Linked DNA regions of Homo sapiens: all the other regions are linked to region 1. The links are chromatin loops, found by intact Hi-C in ENCODE. Cell type or tissue: PC-3. All regions are shown on one strand. Each heading gives the region's core, and the rest is flanking DNA. Links, peaks and the distances in the headings are about the cores only.

What was found. Peaks named below come from ENCODE experiments on the same cell type or tissue, not always from the same donor. Only the 100,000 strongest peaks of a DNase experiment are listed, where the experiment ranks them.
Region 2: it touches region 1 in a loop (5-fold over the local background); 8 of 110 quality-filtered maps call a loop at or near these places.
Region 3: a loop joins it to region 1, with 20 times the contacts of the local background. A loop is called at or near these places in 38 of 110 quality-filtered maps.

Annotation. Positions count from the first base shown.
Region 1 is chr5:10,692,186-10,698,188 of GRCh38, reverse strand. All of the region lies in intron 2 of DAP (death associated protein), which reads left to right. Among named protein-coding and RNA genes, the nearest start is that of DAP-DT, 66 kb to the left of the region's middle. RefSeq lists a silencer at 2,842-2,901. In PC-3, for the core only: a CTCF peak has its summit at 2,966 (motif pointing left); a DNase peak (open chromatin) is centred at 2,928; H3K27ac peaks cover 1,952 bases.
Region 2 is chr5:11,046,026-11,052,028 of GRCh38, reverse strand. All of the region lies in intron 16 of CTNND2 (catenin delta 2), which reads left to right. Among named protein-coding and RNA genes, the nearest start is that of CTD-2154B17.1, 260 kb to the right of the region's middle. In PC-3, for the core only: CTCF peaks have their summits at 2,843 and 3,045 (motif pointing left); DNase peaks (open chromatin) are centred at 1,278 and 4,768; H3K27ac peaks cover 1,098 bases.
Region 3 is chr5:11,179,496-11,185,498 of GRCh38, reverse strand. The region is part of intron 11 of CTNND2 (catenin delta 2); the gene reads left to right. Among named protein-coding and RNA genes, the nearest start is that of CTD-2154B17.1, 400 kb to the right of the region's middle. In PC-3, for the core only: CTCF peaks have their summits at 2,412 and 2,615 (motif pointing right); a DNase peak (open chromatin) is centred at 2,608.

The DNA of each region.
Region 1 (6,003 bases), core at 345-5,344:
AATTTGCAGATCCAGAGACCACTGAGGACACTTACTGCATCAGCCTGGCTGGCTGGTGAGTAGCTGTGCTCTCAGCTCACCAACTCCCTCCCTTGCTGTGTGTGGGAAAGGTGGACTAAGGACATAATTCCTGGTGAATTCAGGAATTCAGAAAGCCCTTGTCCATCATGCAGTGTCCCTGACCTGAGTCCACACTGTGCGTGGTTCTCACAGGCCAGGCTTTGATTCTTGCTAGATGCGTAGCTCTGTGACTTTCCAGCCAGACACCTGGCTGGAAAGTATCCTCAGTGCAAGTTAACTCTGGCATCTCTCTAATTCTGTTGCTGGGTTCGACACAAAAACATCCTAGTGACAGCTGGTCCCATTTAAGGTCAGCCACCTGTGCTTCCGGAGATGGAAGTAGACTCAGACCAGATGAGTTTTTTGGTGTCTGTATTGGATTAATGTGTACTTCTTTCTAATAGGAATTCCAATGACAGTTGTCTTGTTGGATTTTTTTCTACCTACATGATCATTTTCCTTTTTAGAGCCACCATAGTTTTATCCTATTTAAAATACTTTGTACTTTGAACCATGGACACCCACCTCCCAAAAATTAAACCATTTATAACATGACCCTTGAGCCTGAAGATTGCATTTCAAAATATAGACAATAAATAGAGTGATTTTTAAAGCACCTGTCTAATCAGCATTAAGCAGTCACCAGCACCTCCCCATAATTGAAATTCCAAAGAGTGACTCTAAAGCGTGGACGTGTTCAGAATCAAAGATGGAACGGTTTTTAGGGTAAATGTTACATACTGAAATCAAGCAACATGTAAAGTTTTTAATACATAGATGATCGTTATACAGACTAATAATCATACCAATTGTCCTCAGGCCCTGCTGGACAGCCGCGCATCTGTCTTGTAACGAGCTAACCATGTAATAAAGCACGGTGAGCAGGCACTTCCTAGGGCAGTGCCAGGAGCCTTTCTGAATACTGCAAAGGACTATGTCCAATGCCTGATCTAGCGTCTTTAGAGATGGCCCACCTACAGCCAAGGTCTCCCAACAATGTAGCTTTAGAGCTAAGCCTAGGCGGGCTTCCCCCCAGTATGTTCCACATTGCCATGTAGTTAAACATGCACCCTTTTTTTTAAGTTTGCCCCTTGCCCTTAATGATAACCTACATTCTTCCTAAAAGTTACCTTCTCTGGAACATTTCATTAAGGAAAGGAAGCAGTCATTTTTGCTGCTTTATACTGTTTGAATTGTTCAGGCTGCTGGCAGTGGAGGTGGACAGGGATTCCCACTCTTTGGTGCTGGGGGAACCTTTTCTCATAGTAATGCCCTGAAACCCTGCGCCATGGCACAGCGCAATGCTTAGAACAAAGGAGTGAGGAAACTCAAGGTGGGCCCGCTGGCATTCTTCAAAGAAGCCCTGAGAAACTCTGAAATTCCCCAGTCTTGAAAGAAATGAGAGAGAGAGAAAGGAAGTGTTATGCTTTAGAAGACAAAAAGCAATTTCTAGACTGTCTTTACATAGGAAACTAATTCATTACTTATTGCCACTAAACATGAGCTTGTCAGTGGAGGCCTATTCCAAGCACAGTGAATACATTATTTTCTTTAAACTCCCTATTCTACAAAGTAGGAATCATTCCCATCTTACAGATGGACACTGAGGCTTTGAGAGGCTGCTCATCTGAACTGAGATTCAACCCCAGAACCATCTATTTCCTAAGCCCAAGCCCTCAAACGTGCCATGACACTGCTTTTGTCTGTGGTTCTGAATCGCCTATGACTCCTGTGGAGATGGCAGCAGAATGTCTGGGATTTCTACACCAGGCTGAAGCCTCCCCCCCGCCACACCCCCTATTCCCTGGCTCACTTTCAGGAAGTGGTGCCTGGGCTGTGCCCCTCAGATGTGGTCGCTTCTGTATATGTGATGAATTTTGAGACTCTCAGTGGCCCAGGACCATCACTACGTATTAAATCCATAAGATGTGAGAAGGGTAATTAACACTTCCTGTTGTTATTTCCCCTTCTTTGCATCCAGGGAAAGGGGTACAATAGGGAAGAGCAGGAGGAGGGGGAGGGAAGATCCACACGCCAGAAACTGAAGTGGTCTGGAATGGGAAGAGTGCTGGGCACACAGGAGCTTTCTGGAGCTGTGTCTAGAGGGAAAATGAAGGTTCCCTCCTGTTTAAACCAGACTCCCAGTCTGTGGCTTTCACACTACATGCAGAGTGTGGAACACGTCATCTACTGATGAGCCCTATTCACCCAACACACTCAGAACTTGGGGGTTTAGCCTTTCCTAACTAAAAAAAAAAAAAAATCTCTGTGAAGTTTTGACATCTGGATCAACAATTAGCCAAATATCTGTGGGTGGAATGCTACCTGGAGAGAAATATTTCAGAACCCCCAAATGAGAGCATCCTTCCCACACAGACCCAGACCTGGCCCAGACCCAGAAGAACAGGTTGAGATGAAGTTTTGTCCTGAAATCACAGTGTCCTGGAAGCAGTAGTTCTGAGGAAGGGGCAGATTGCCGTCCCAGCCTCTTCACTGAAGGATTTGAAGGCTGATTCCAGTTGTATGAAAACAGCATCTCACTGCAAAGAAGGTGCTGTTAGACCAATGTGAACATGAGCTCAAGCATTCTCACCTAGAAAAGCACCTCTGGTTGTGCCCTTTTGAAAAATGTTATAAATTTCTTATGCCAAATTTAGAAGGAATTAGGTTCCAGATTATTTTCTCTCGGGTTTAGAATTGTGTTTACGACACTGAAGTTGAGTTTTATATGCCTTTGGTCAGACTCGTGACAATTAGCCACTCCTGGGGAGAAGGGGCACCCTCGTGCCCAGGTGCCAGCAGCCCTCGCCCGCAGTGCCTGGCCGGCTTCCATTTCTCCTTGAGGTGGCTGAGCTGGCCGGAGCGTTCGCGGGCTGAGAGGACCAGCAGTGCCATCTTGTGGAAATGTTGTCAGTGCTGAAGCCAGGCTGAAGGAGGGAGACAGCCTCGACTGTCACACTCTGAAGAATGATGTTATCCAGAAATGTCTGGGTGCAATCGAGTGAGACGTTTCCCTCTGCTCACCAGCCATGCTAATTATTATTTTGCTGTCCAGAAAATTAATAGCCCAAATAAATTAAGACCAAGCCAAGAAGGTATTTCAAGAACTAAAAATGGCAGGAACGGATTTGTTTTCCATCGACTTACTGGGAAATGTTTAAAAAGTCACCCCAGCTGGGAATATATTTTCTGTAAACTCTGGAAGCACAAAGCTATGGATTCTGAGCAGAGTCAAAACAAGAGTTTTGGAATTTGCTTCTAGGCTGCCCTGCAGGCTCTGTGCTTTCCTGAGGAGACTGCTTTTCCCGGTCAATGAGCGCATGTGCTGGGCCACAACCTATGTCACCCCCTTCATCAGTGCATGAGAAGAGCCCCCAGCCCCATTCACTTTGTATGGGCAGAAGCTGATCGAGGGTACCCTGTCCTCCCACTGCAGTGCTCTAGTGTCGTGTCCTCTCTGTTACACAAGTGCTAAGCACACACTGTGACTACCTTTCATCAGCACACAGTGGGTGAGGCCCAAGGGCCTCTTCTTCTGCACTGACAGAGGGTTTGATTTGAGGTGCGGCCCAGTTCTCAAGGTCATTACCCTGGAAAAGCAGTCTCTTTGCCCACCCTCCTCAGGAAAGCACAGAGCCCGCCAGGCAGCCTAGAAGCAAATTTGGAAACTGTGTTTCGACCCTGTTTAGAATCTGTTGCTTTCTGCTGTGTGTATGTGCGTGTGTGTGTGTGTGTGTGTGTATGCACATATATAGAGTCACCTAAGAAGGTAGGGTCTGTTGCTGTCCAGTTTTATAGACAAGGAAACTAAGCCTCAGAAAAGTCAACCACCAGCTCACCAGCTTGTCCCTGGCAGAGTCAGGATTTGAACCCGGATCATCCAACACTCTAGCCCACACTCATGGTGTCCATTTGCCACGGTCCCTCCTTTGCGTGGTTCTGAATCGTCTCTGGCCCTGTCGGCTGCCTCGAATCTGTTAAATGGTTTGAAGCCTCCCCTGCATTTTGTTCCCGAGACTGAGGAACAGAGTCGTCTGAGATGGTGGAGATCTCAGACGACCCGACTGAAGAGCACAGCCCTTGCGCTTCCTCCCGGGCTCCACCCCCAGGACCCCAAGCAAGGTTCCAGCCTCTCTGAGGCACCATTTCTTCCTCCGTAAAATAGAACATCACCTGCCGAAGGAACTCAGATGAGCTAATGATTTATGTGGAAGTGCTTTGTATGCTAGTTAAATGCTAGAGACATAAGTGATCATTTTTCAGGAAAAAAAATCCACTATCAAGTCAGAAAGTAAATCTTTAGGTAGATTTGAATATATTGTACTGTCTGGTTGAATAAAGGACCCTCAGGTTACATTTAGATTGCTTACCTTAAAACTCTGCATCTCTAAATCATATACAGAAGACAAGCTAAAACTCTGCTTTAAAATGAGGGGACTGGGCTTGGAGCCAAGATTACATGCACTATACAGCCCTCGTTCCAAGTCTGGTTCCCAGCACTTATTACTGTGCAACCCTTGGGCAAATGACTGGTCCTTTCTGATTTACCATTCCAATCTGTGAAATGGACAGTTCCTGCCTCACAGGACCAAGAGAGTTAGATACAGCACTTCTAAGGGGAGCGCCTAACTCAGCACCTGGTCCATAGTACATAGTGGTGATTGATAAACAGTAGCTTTTATCAACCTGAGATCATTTCTATCCTTTAGGGAAAATAGAGCACCAGTGGCTTATTAAAGGCCATGTGTCCCTGCCTTCTGTGTACATGCTTCCTGCTGATAGAGTACATTTACATGAAAAGGAGACAGCATTTGCAGAGGATAACTTGAGTAGACTTCCATGAACCCAGGTCAAAACTAACATGAAAATGATTCTGTTACGTACAACTCTCCAGTAATGCCTTTGCTGCCATTTTGATTACTTTCAGTGGGATCAGAGATTTGACCAGATTCCCAGTTTCACTACTACTACGCACGTGTGTGTGTGTGTGTGTGTGTGTGTGTGCGTGTGCATGTTTCTCCCCATCCCAGAATTCACCTTCGTGGTAACTAAGCTGACCCTAATCCCTACCAGGATGCTTGGGAAGGAAGAGGCTGACCAGTCAGATGCACATCGGACCCTCCCTGTTGCACAGAATCCTATTTTGGGGTGAAGAAGGGCACTGCATTTTTCTAAGAGTGCAGAAGCTCTCCAGGGTTAAGGGAAGAAGGGTAAGGACCCCACAAAACTAGCTGTGGTGAGCCAGGCTGGAGCAGGGCAGCAGATACAAATTACTTTGTTCACAAGTTGCCTGTCAGTAGCAGTCCTATTTGAAGATTACTAGCAATCGGTCCTTTTGGGGAGCCCGGATTCATTTCCTGGCTGACCTGCTCTCTGTAGCCCAGGGGAAAGTATTATTGCAATATCGGTGTCCTGTGGGGACTGAGTAGGTACATGTGGGGTGTCGCGTACAGTTCTAGGCAAAACTCTAGAAACCGCACTGGAATGCAGTTGGGAGAATAGCTGAGAGAGTGAAGGAATTTGAAATCATGCCTTTGAGTCTGGGAAAGGGATGTTCTGGGGGCTTGTGGTAGCCTTCTTCAAATACCAAAGGACTGTCCTGTGGAAGAGCGTTAGACTTGGGATGGGCGCTGGACTAAGTGCAGGGAGACAGAATCCGGCCCACCTGGGAGACATCCAGGCGGCCCCCACTGAAGGCCCTTAAGCTCTCAACTGCGAAAGGATGAAGGTATAGATTGCAGCAGCCGTCTGCCTGGTAGGGAACCTCCTGTCCAGCTCTAACTCACAAGAGTGCATCGCTTTACACCTCTCAGAACTGGGGCAGAAACCAGGCTGTCAGAGCACCACGATGATGAGGGAGGGTGTAAAGCCTTAGAACACAAAAGAATGTTAAAAGTCTTCTCAATTTTTATATGAGTTACATGTTGGGGTAGCAGTAACTTG
Region 2 (6,003 bases), core at 614-5,613, 350 kb before region 1:
AAACCACATTTACATAGTCACAAACACTGGGATTACCGTGCATGCTTTAAGTGCTGTGGGAACTCATAGAAGATAAACATGGCAGGCAGACAGTGCTTATTAAACGCACAACGTTACGTAGTGAAGAAGCAATAAACAAAAATTTAGTATTTTTAAAATCAAATTTTATTTTGAAGTTTATTCTCAGTTGCTTTGGGACACAAGATCTGATCATGCCACTCTTACTTGCCTTTTGATTAAGTCCAAGGCCAACAAAATATCAGACTATCAATACATATTTGTTTAATGAATAGTTGGTGGATATTCATGCTCTAATTTCATAGAGAACAGGTATTACAAGATCTATAGCTTTAAAAAAAGAAACCTAATTCTAAAAATTAGAGGAAATGACTCAACTCTCATGAAAAATCTTTTGCAATTCTGATTTCTCAGTTATTAGATGAATTTTCATATCTTACATACTTCTTTATTAGTCTCAAACATTTGTATTTTTCTATTCCTCACTTCTTTCCTAAGAGATGTAGATACAATCAAGAGAAGTTCCAAATGCATGAGCTTGAACCAGTGGCTTACAATGCAGCTAAAGCTCTTGTCAATGAAGGCCAGGGTTCTTGTCAGTTTATCTCAAATTTCTACAAGGCTACTAAAATTAACCAGGGAGCTGTGTCTCCATTTTTATATTCTTATTGCCCCAGCCAAATTCTGATATAGCTAATTGCTTGTCCCCCACCCAAAATTCTCTTCTATTTTGGTTAACTCATATCTCTCTGCATGATCTAAGCTTCATAGGTACCCATACCCACTAGAGCTCTGGCCATTGGGCAAATGTACTGCATCCTAGAGATGGCAGTATATGTTAATAAAGAGCCTTTTTGAGACCCTTGAGAAGGAAATTCACTAGCAATTTACTAAGAATGAATGCGCTTTTGTTCTGGTAGGGCAGGCTTTGTGGAAATAAACAACCAAAGGAGAAAAGCAAAGGCTGTCTATTCTGAGCTTCCTATAGCAAGGGGGCTGGCCATTATCACTTGTGTTTTGGCAGAGACTTAAAGGCAGAAGAGTGGTAAATATTATAGTGGAGAAAAGGGAAGCTTCAGTTGTGCCCTAATTGGAAGCTGATAGCACGGAGATGTTATGAGCCAACCAGAAGTGGAGCACCCCTGGTGATTGGTTGGGGTGTATGCCTGGCCTTCTCTGGTTGGTCCTCAGTTGGAAGCAGAGACAAAAACTAGGGAAGCTTTCATTTATGAATCACGTCCTGGCCATCTGGGGCCAAATGTTGCACAAGTTCTGAATAGAGATGGCAATCTGTCTTTCTGTGAAACTAATAGCAGGCTTGCTTCCTGAGTTGCTTATTACAGGTAAGGAGTTGGTTTCCTGGGCAGGATGCTCAGGTTGTGGGTCAAAGTTCTGTTTTTATGCATTGTCTGACCATTGTCCATTTGCATATTCAGTCTCTCCATGGGGACATATGTGAGAGTTATAACGTAATAGAGCTCTGGTTCCAAATTATACTTTATTTTAAATTAGTTTTTAGTTAATTGTCATGAAACTAAATATAGCCAGGTAATTTTGAGAAAATTATCTATTATTAGTTTTTCTCCTTCTGGTACTACATCTATAAGCCATTTGTAGCAGTAGATACAAATTGTAAAGGAAATCATTGTGGAAATGTAAGAAGCAGGCAGTTAACCAAAGGGAAACATTGAACGTAGCTTAGTATCTCCTTGGACCTCTTTTCACTGGGACCTGAGGTGGTGGACACTTCTGGGTGTGTTTCTTGTAGGGAAGGTGTTATTGACTCTGGGTCTCAAGGCCTAGGGACCAATAGACCTGGGTGGAAAAAGAACATGGCTTGAAAGTAGAAAGAAATCTACCAGAAATTGGTAGAAAGGGAAGAAGAAAGAGCATCCAGTTAAAATTCCATAGGCTAAAATATACATGCACAATTGTATCCTCTAAACCACATTAAAAACAAGTTTTCAGGAATAGATTATTGAAGTAGCACTTTGTTCAACTTGCTAGACTCCTTCACTGAAATTGGTTGGGCACTACTATGAGCCTGGCACTGGAAATATCTCCATTCTTATTTGTTAACAGTAGTCTGTATGTAGCAACATGGACAGAAGAGTATTTCCCTCCACTAAGACAGCGAATTGCTTGTGGCTTACAAAGTTAGTATTTAAATGAAACTACTAACTCCCAGGAGGTATAAATGGTGAGATATTTCCCCTTAAGGAAAAAGCACTTTTTATGTTGCTTTTGCACAAGTGGTATGAAACCCAGTTATTTATTGGACACATTCCATGCACAAAGGGGTGGGTTTGGGTGCCTGGATAATGGATAGCATTTCCAGAAAGAAAGTTCAGAAGGAATTTCAAGAAGCCTTGTAATGAGGGATAGATACACTCACCTACAATGCAGGGGAGATGGTTGGTGCACCTGCTGACTGGGGTAAACTCGCAGGCTTGCCAGGGTATCCGTGGGGAGGGTGATATTTCCTTGGCACTGGAGAGTTATCATAACACATTTGGCAAGCCTTACATTTTCATTCATTAGGTTTCTTTCATTAGGTTGAAAGTTAGTGTACTGTCTGTGCCAATGCATGTTTAGACATTTATTTTTCTCTGTGCAAATGTTCCTACTATTGCACTCCACAGACAAGTGAGAGGAAATTTGACAAGCAATTTGTATTATGTCAGTTTTACCAAATCACACCCTTGTCCTCCCCTCTAATCACACAAAAGCCTCCAAAAGCCCATGAGGCATGACGTTCCAGGAGCTTAGGAGGTTATTGAGGCAGGTGAGAAGTATGGAATAGATATCAGGAGGCTTTAGCAAAAAGGATCCTCCCTTTAGCTCCTTGAAATGCCCATCCCTTGACTTTCAGAAGGTGACTTACCTTCCCCCATTTCCAGCAGTGACCTCGTCTTACCTCGGAATCTCTAGAGCAATAGCTTTCAACATGGGGCAATTTTGTCCCCCAGGAGATATTTAGCAATATCAGAAAACATTTTTTGTTGTCACAACTGGTGTGGATGGGAGGGTGCTACTGGCACCTAGTGGGTGGAGGCCAGAGCTGCTGCTGTCTGTCCTGCAGGCTATGGGACAGCCTCACAACACAGCATGGTCCAGCCCAAAATATCAACAGTGCCAAGCTGGAGGAACCCGGCTCCAGATCTTGTACAGACGTCTCTCAAGGAGACCTGGAAACCTGGCAAATTCTGTCTTTCTCCAAAAGAACTATTCCTTCCAATCTTTTTCAGTAGGCATAGATTATGTCTACACATATGTGAAAATCACAAGTCTAGTATGCAATCCAGCCAAATGACACTAGCTGGATATAGCACTGCTGTGACCCTCTACAAATCTGTGCTTGAGTTGCCATAGATGACTCTACCTGTCAGCTCAACACAGGGGCAGTGTGGGGCAGGGATGTTACATGGCTCAACTGTTTAAGTTATGCATCCATGGGGTGGATGGTTGCACCATTAGAGAATATTCCAGAAACTCTTCTGTGGCTAACGCTCTCTGAAACATTTCCTTCTCTCTGCACAGACCCTGCTGTTTCCCAGGCAACTAAATGCAGTACCTAAAAATATATGCATGCAAGATTTTTATGGGGAAATAAAACAATATCACATTAAATTTAGGACTAATATTTGAGATCATGTAAATCTCTGAAGGCAGCTACCCTCACTCAGGGAATAGCTTATGCTTCAGTCTTAGAAACTACCTTGGGATACCTGACTGTTTGCCATGGTTTGGTTTGGGTGGGGTCCTGTTTTATTTGTTCATGGCTAAGTAGATGCAGAGATTGGATGACACTTCATTCAGGGCAGTGTTTGTAGAACATGGACCTTGATCCAGGCCAGTTCCAGGTTCTGGGAGCTCAGGTGATAAAGAGCCTGTATTTCCTTGCCTCAAGGAGGGTACTGAAGTGAATGGACCCTTGTGCTGTGCTAGAGGAATGCCAGGATTTGGGGATGGTGAAGCGGCCAGCAGAAGCAGCTTTGGGAGGAGCGATTTAGGAAAGCCTCCCTAAATGGTGGAACCCCTGAATTGAGCCCGGAGAAGTTGAAGTTAACCAGACAAAGGAGCAAACAATGCAGGAAGCGAAAACAACAGGACTTAAACCTGAGAGTCCCATCTCCTGGAGCATATTTACAAAATTACAAGCAGGGTCACCTGCTAGGAACACAGCAGCTCCCCAGCCCTGCAGGGGTCCTGTTGGCCAGTCCCAAGAGCTGGTATTTTACCTGGTAAGCAAGAGGGAGCTAGCGACATGACATGGTCAACAGAAAAAATGGCACTCACAGTCTTGTGCCCCCAGCCTACTTCTGCTAGGATTGAAGTATGTGATTTGTATTTATTAGGGTGACGCTGGACCTATACCAGAGCAGCAAGCAATGGAATACACTGATCTTTCTATGTTTTTATTGACCTGCTGATAAACGAAAGTCACGGCACATATGTATGCATGTATCTGTGCATCTGTGTGTATGTAGACATGGAGCCATACTCTTTATACCCCTAAATATACACATATCCTGTCCCTCTCTCCGTCCCTTCCCTAGCCAGCACACCCCTTGGTGGATAATTGTGTCTCTTTGGTTTAAACTCAGACCCCAAAACAATGCCTTTTACGTGGGAAAACAATACAAAAGGCATTTTTGCCATCGCTGTTGGTGGGGAACTGTATGTGATGTGATTGGGTCCCTGCGTTCCTGTAGAACCAGTTGCCCAGTCCCGCTTCCTGTGACATCATCCTCCTGGACAGGCAGAGGTGTGTACTGGCAGCTTTCCCTGCTTTCTGAAGCAGCCGGAGTGCCATGTGCAAGTAATCTTTCATTTCCAAGATGAAGAGCCTGTGTGCACACTCATCTCTCTGAGAGAAGCATGGCTTTCACAGAGGCACTCACGGTCATGAAACTCAGCTCATTAACCCTCCGGAAATTCATGAGGAGGCTCTGCTGAGAAGAGTCACTGATGACAGAATTTTAAACTTTATTTTCTGTCCCCAATAATGTTGGTGATTATGCCCATGAAAACGCATGGGCTTTCTGTGGCTGTCAAGGACTTTCTAGAGAAATTGGTCTTGAGCTTGCCATTTCGTCAGTGCTGGCTCTGTGCTTTGTTAACTCCAGGGAGCTTGAAGCCTGTTTTTTTGTTGTTGTTTGTTTTGTTTTGTTTTGTTTTGTTTTAACAGATTTGGACAAAACAGAATCCAGTGGTAGTGACAGTGATGATGGCAGCCAATGTGATTAACTGAAGCATCATTTTTATTTATTTTATTTATTTGCTTTTGCTTATTTGGTCTTAAATACCAAGTTGAGATATCATTCAATGAGATTTCAGACAGCGTTAAAAGTGAAATGGCAAATTCCGTGGGATTCCATATGACTGATGAGACATGATTATTTGTCAAATAAAGCAAAATAGAACTGTTCTTTGTGGTCTCTTCTTCAAAGTAGCAGCTCTGAAACGTACCTAAACCCAAAAGTCAAGCAGTGTGTTGGTTTAATAGGGTTCCTATAACAAAGTGCCCCTAACTGCATGGGTTAAATGTGCTGGAGGCAGGAAGTTTCAGATTAGCGTGTCACAGGGTCGATTGCCTTGGAAGGCTGTGAGGGACAATCTGTCCTAGGCTGCCGCCCTCGCTTCTGCTGATTTGCTGTCAATAGATGGCGTTCCTTGGCTTGTAGAAGCATCGCCTCAATCTCTGCTTCATCTTCACATGGTGCTTTCCTTGTGTGCATCTATCTCTGGATCCAAATTTCCCCTTTCTGTAAGGATCTCTGTCATATTGGATTAGGAGCCCACCCCACTCCAGTATGACCTCTTAACTAATTACATCAGCAATGACCCTGTTGCTACATAAGGCCGCATTCTGAGGGACTGGGGGTTAGGATATCAACATAAGAATTTTGGTGAGGGGGTAACAATTCAACCCAGAACCGGCAGCATACCCGTTTCCACCCCATCCCACACCAAGTAGCCCCA
Region 3 (6,003 bases), core at 614-5,613, 490 kb before region 1:
GAGCCTGTATCATGAGGCCTGTAATCCCAGAGAAGTCAGGAAATGGGACTGCTTAGAAGGTGACCTTCTTGTCTTCCTTCTTTCTTCTCCAGTTCACAATAGATGCCTGAGCAGCACTACAAGGTTGCTCAGTCAGGGTAGACAAGAGCATATGGAAATGATGTAGATGTGAGCTCTGTTCTCCAGGAGCAGTCCACTGAGTTAGGGAGAGGGAGATAGAGAACTGTTCTATAAGAAAAGCATGGAGAGAGGGCCAGAGGAGCTTAGAGGAGGAAAGAGAAACTTCAGTTGAAGAGATCAAGGAAGACTTTATGAAGAAAGCAACATTTGAAATGGGTTTTAAAGATGCATATGGGTTTGGCGTGCAGGTAATGGGAGCAGGAGAATAAAACATGGGCCACGAAGGTTACAGGGGCAAACTCTCTTTGCATGCTTCTTTAATAAGAATGGATTGAGAACTGAGTCATCCGTGTGCATGCAGGGGTGGGCATGTGTGTTCTTGCACACCTGCTCAGACTAAGGCACAAGCACTCCTGCGCAAAGCAGCTTCCTTCTGCATATCTGCTTGCCACTCTCCTTGCATTGAGTCCGAGTGCTGCGGGTTCAAACAGTCTGGTCTTCTCCTTCCATCCATATTTGCCTTTTAATCTACAATTCTTCTAGAAGTTAAGGGCCTTTGGGTGGAAGGAATAATGAGGAACGTGCTTGATAAGTTTCTACATAACTTGATTCACTTCACACAAAAATTGCTAGGGACACACCCAGAGTCAGCTGTGTCCTCGTTGATGAGACAAAATAATTCCACAGACTATTAATTCACAATAGTGAACAAGGATTAATCTACTATGCAAATGACAGTCGGCCAACTTAAAAGTTAGGACATATTTTCAGGCAATTTAAAAACCATGGAACCTTGAGCATAAAAGCATTCAGTACTTCAAGTACAGCAGTCTATAGCAAACACAGTTAGCACTTAAAATTATGATACATATTAGTTAAAAGAGCTGCTTGCCCTACATAGTATTTGGCTTTCATGCATGTTGGATTTTTTTTTGAGAAAATGGATTTTAATTCATAAGTGCAATTCTGTTTTCAAGTGGCATACCTGCTCTGTTCACAAATTTATTTTCTGAGGCTTATCTGTGCAGTTAATTAAAAGCAAACATAAACATGCGCTCTTATCTGGTTTCCAGATATACTTAACAGTGAACCACATTTGCATTCACAGGTATCAGTAGAAAAAAGGCTACTTTCATTTCTCACATTTTATGTCAAATGATTCTTTTTAGATTAGAAAGAACCATCCCCCATCCTTTATTCTTAAAAATTATTCCCCTCCATCGTTAGTGAGAGGCAGTAATATGCATGGAAATCTAAGACTGCGAGATACTGATTTCAAAGCATTCAGAAACACTTTTATTAACCAAAAGAAGTCTTGGACATTAACTTTAGCGGTTTTTGTTATGTTTCAGTCTTTGCCTTTTAAGTGAGTTTGCAGTTTTGAAGCAGATGTTTAATTTTATATTGGTTCTACGCATGCTTGTGGTAATGAAAGAAAAGAGTTTGAGAGAAAGAGAAAGAGGGAGGGACAGAGAGAGACAGCATGAGCGAGTGAGAAAGAGAGAGAGTACACAAAACTAGGCCAGGCGCGGTGGCTCAAGCCTGTAATCCCAGCACTTTGGGAGGCCGAGGCAATTGGATCACTTGAGGTCAGGGGTTCGAGACCAGCCTGGCCAACATGATAAAACCCTGTCTCTACTAAAAATACAAAAAATTAGCCAGGCACGGTGGCAGGCACCTGTAATCTCAGCTAGTCAGGAGGCTGAGGCAGGAGAATCACTTGAACCCAGGAGGCGGAGGTTGCAGTGAGCTGAGATTGCACCACTGCACTCTAGCCTGGGCAACAGGAGCAAAACTTGGTCTCAAAAAAAAAAAAACCAAAAAAAAAAGAAACTAAATTGATTTGCTCTTCTTTAGCAGTGGGGCCTTAGCTGCTGGGTATCTGTACCCGCTAGCTGGAGAGTGTCGATGCCATCCTCTCTACTTTTGACCTTGGGGCATTTTCTGATCTGTGTAATCACTTATGCACAGCCAATCACGTGCATCCTTTATTAAGGACACGTATGGGTGGAGGGGCATGTTAATATGCCTTACTTTCCATGCCTTTTTCAGGAGACTTCCTAAGGCTTCGTTAAATTAACAGGAGATAGAAATTTGTATTTAACATACAGTTGTAGTTATGAGATGAACATGGATCATTTAGGATTTTCAAGCAGTCTATCAATTTAATAATTTTCTGCAAAACTGCCCTTGCTATTAACTTAGTTATTGAAGTGTATAAACACAGATGTGAAATTTTTTTGTCATGTATAAACTTCACATTGAGCATGGCTAGGTATTTATAATTTGAATCTAATGAAAATGGGATTGAAAAGAAGGAAATGATCAGGTGATCTCAGAAGGGCAACTCTCCCAAAAGCAAACACTATGTCTGATTAGATAAGCCACATGCTTAGTGAATGGAAAGGAATATCTCTAAAATTTGCTGATCCAAACTCCAAATACCAGGATCTTACTAAAATTCCCTTTACCTCCAGGGGGCTCCCTCACCATCTCTAGGTAGCTTTCCTAAAGCTGCTTGCCATTAGGGCTGCAGTGTAATGAAACACAATCTGAGTTGCTATGGAAACAGCTATATCTATGCAAATTACCTTTTAAAAAATCATTAGGCCACAGAAAGTCTGTCAGTCATATGAAATTTGCAAGGACAACAGCCCACAGCTACCCTTGGCATTGCTTCTCCCCATTGACTGTTGCCAGTTTCTTTTGCTGTATCTCTTTTATACAAAGATAGTATTACCCAATCCTTGGGGGACATGGCTAGTAGTAAGAGTTGCGGGTGGGAAGTTGAGGGCGGGAAGTTGAGGGCAATCACCTGCAATTAAGAGTTTTGAAGCCATCGTGGGCAGTGGAAAAGCTACCTAGACATGGATGGGGGAAGAGAGAGGTTGAAGTTGAGGCAAATTTACTTAAAACCAAGTGTCTCACATCCATCCCTCTCCTCCAAAAACTAAGTCACTAACTTTACTTGCACACACAGACATATATATACAGGTGTGCACACTCTTAGATGTGCACACGAAGGTGGGTGCATGCAAACATACCTGTGCAATGTAGGCATACCCACACAGACCAGCACATGCAGGCATGAACATACATGCCCGGGTGTGTGCATGCACACACTACACACGTACACACCACACACATATACCACACACACACTACACACACACCCACACACACATACCCCACACACACCACACGCCCACTCACACCACACACACACCCCATCCACACACACACACCCCATCCACACACACACCACACACACACTCCATCCACACACACCCCACACATACCACACACACCACACACACCCCCCACACACACCCCACACACACCACACATACATCACACACGCCACACACACCCACACACCACACACATACTACACACACACCACACACATACTACACAGATACCACGCACCCCCCCACACACACACCACACACATAGCCTCCACACACACCACACATACACACCACACACATCCATGCACACACGCCACACATAACACACACACACATCCACACACACATGCCACACATACACACACACACCACACGCATTCACCACACACACACCACACAGACACACACACAGACACACACACACACACATACACACATCCACACACACATGCCACACATAACACACACACACACCACACGCATACACCACACACACACCACACAGACACACACACAGACACACACACACACATACACACGGAGCCTCCTGGGTTTTTGGCTATCACACAGCCCTCCCTACCATCCTGCTCTACCAGACGCAGTTCCACACTGGAAGCACTACTATCCCCGACTTCTTTGTGTATCTGTTCTATACACTGGGCTTGGCAGAAGCTTCCACAGTGCTTTTAGAGCTTGCAGTTCTCTCAGCTGGTCACCATGGCTCCCCGGGGCACAGCCTGTGTGCTCTGCTGGTTGTCGCCATCTCACCTGCTGCTTCCCGGGCAAAGTGGCCCCACATGTGTCTACCCTGAGCCCCCAGGAGACTGCAGCTATGAGGTAGTAGGTAAGCCAGAGAGAAAGAATGGCTCACTGCCCCTTGCATTACAATTTGTACTAGAATCCCTGAAGAGCACTTCTTATACCCCAGGCATTACAGAAAGAGCTTTTCCCACCTTAGCCTCTTTCCCGGGAATTGAGACTTGCCTCTCTGTTGCTGGGCTAAGGGCGAGTCAAATAATGGCTCCCACTCCAGTCATTGGGTCCACCCTCCCCGCCACTGCACCCTGCTCCTGGTACCCGCTGGCTGGTTTGCATTCACATCAGTTCCCTCCTAGGAGCTTTTCCTGCCCCACCAGTCAGCCTCTGCCCAGCCTGCCTAACCTGCCCAAACACATCCCAGACCTCAAGTGCACAGACTTGGTTCTTCCCCAGAACCTCCGGGCCCACATACTAGTAGACTCTGTCAGCTCCACATCCTCAGGCAACCGGGAGTGCTCAGCCCTGTCTGAACTCTGAAGAGGACAGAGACATCAACTCAGATGGGAGCCAGCATCCCTGCTACATGGGAACTCTTTATAGGAGTTGCCAGTTGGCATCGTTAGGAGTGATGTATTTCAGTTTGGTTCTCTAAAGAGCCAGATCACATTTTCACTGTTTTCTACGAGGTAGCAGGATCTAGAGTGTGTTGCTCAGCTAAGCCCTAGGGCAAATATGGAAAAGAGATCAGTGTTACAGACCCTGTCCCCAGCAGGATAAGTGAGGTCCTTCTTCACTCTACATCCTGCCTTGGGGGTCAGGGACATGAACAGAGGAGCCCATCTGCTTGCAGGGACCATGATGCTGAGACTCTACAATATGTGAGGCACATAAGCCTTGCTTGTGCTTTCAGTGTGTGAAACTTAAAAGTGAGTTCTCAACCAATCGCTATTATGTTTCTTTCTTTAAATGCTTTAAATATTAACCTAGGACTCTGCTTCCAAAATAACATATTACATTTAAGGCCACATGACCCTTGTATTAGTCTGTTTTCACACTGCTATAAAGAACTTCCTGAGACTGGGTAATTTATAAAGGAAAGAAGTTTAATTAACTCACAGTTCCACATGGCTGAGTAGTCCTCAGGAAACTTACAATCGTAGCGGAAGGCCAAAAGGAAGCATAGTGGAGGAGAGAGAGAGAGAGCGATGCGGGGGAAGTGCCCCACTTTAAAACCACTGGATCTCATGAGAATTCACTCACTATCACAAGAACAGCATGGGGGAAACCACCCCCCATGATGCAGTCACCTCCCACCAGGTCCCTCCCTCAACACATGGGGCTTACAATTCGAGATGAGATTTGGGTGGGGACCCAGAGCAAACCATATCAACCCTGTTTTTATTGCTAGTTACAGAATTAGTGCTCTAGCCTCAGCGATCCCTCAATGAAGGTCATTGCTGTGAGTTATTTCTTCAATGAGCAGAGCCTTTAGTTTATTATTTCCAGCAAATAAAATGTGTGTCATTGTTATCCCCATGTTAGGTTGAGAAGGAAATATTAAAAGGTTAATGTAATAAGCACCAAACCAAAAGTTCTTCCATGTTTACGCAGCATCATTTTGGAATACAAATACCTGCTTTCTCCAAGCCAATTACATATTTTTTTAAATATTATATAATATCCAGGGTTATCTATTCTGAGAGTCATTTAAGCCTTTAATAAGAGGGTTGAGGTGTCAATAGGTCCTCAGCCCTCAAATTTACTAACTTTTAGAAGTGGAGGTCAGAAAATGATTTTTTAAAACCATATCTCTTATAACAAATATATCTCCTATCTCCTTTGTGAAGATAACTAAAAATGGAGACATTATAGAATGTCAGGGTTAGGTACAGATAAATATGTATATTTAGTCCAGGCATAGTGGCTTATGCCT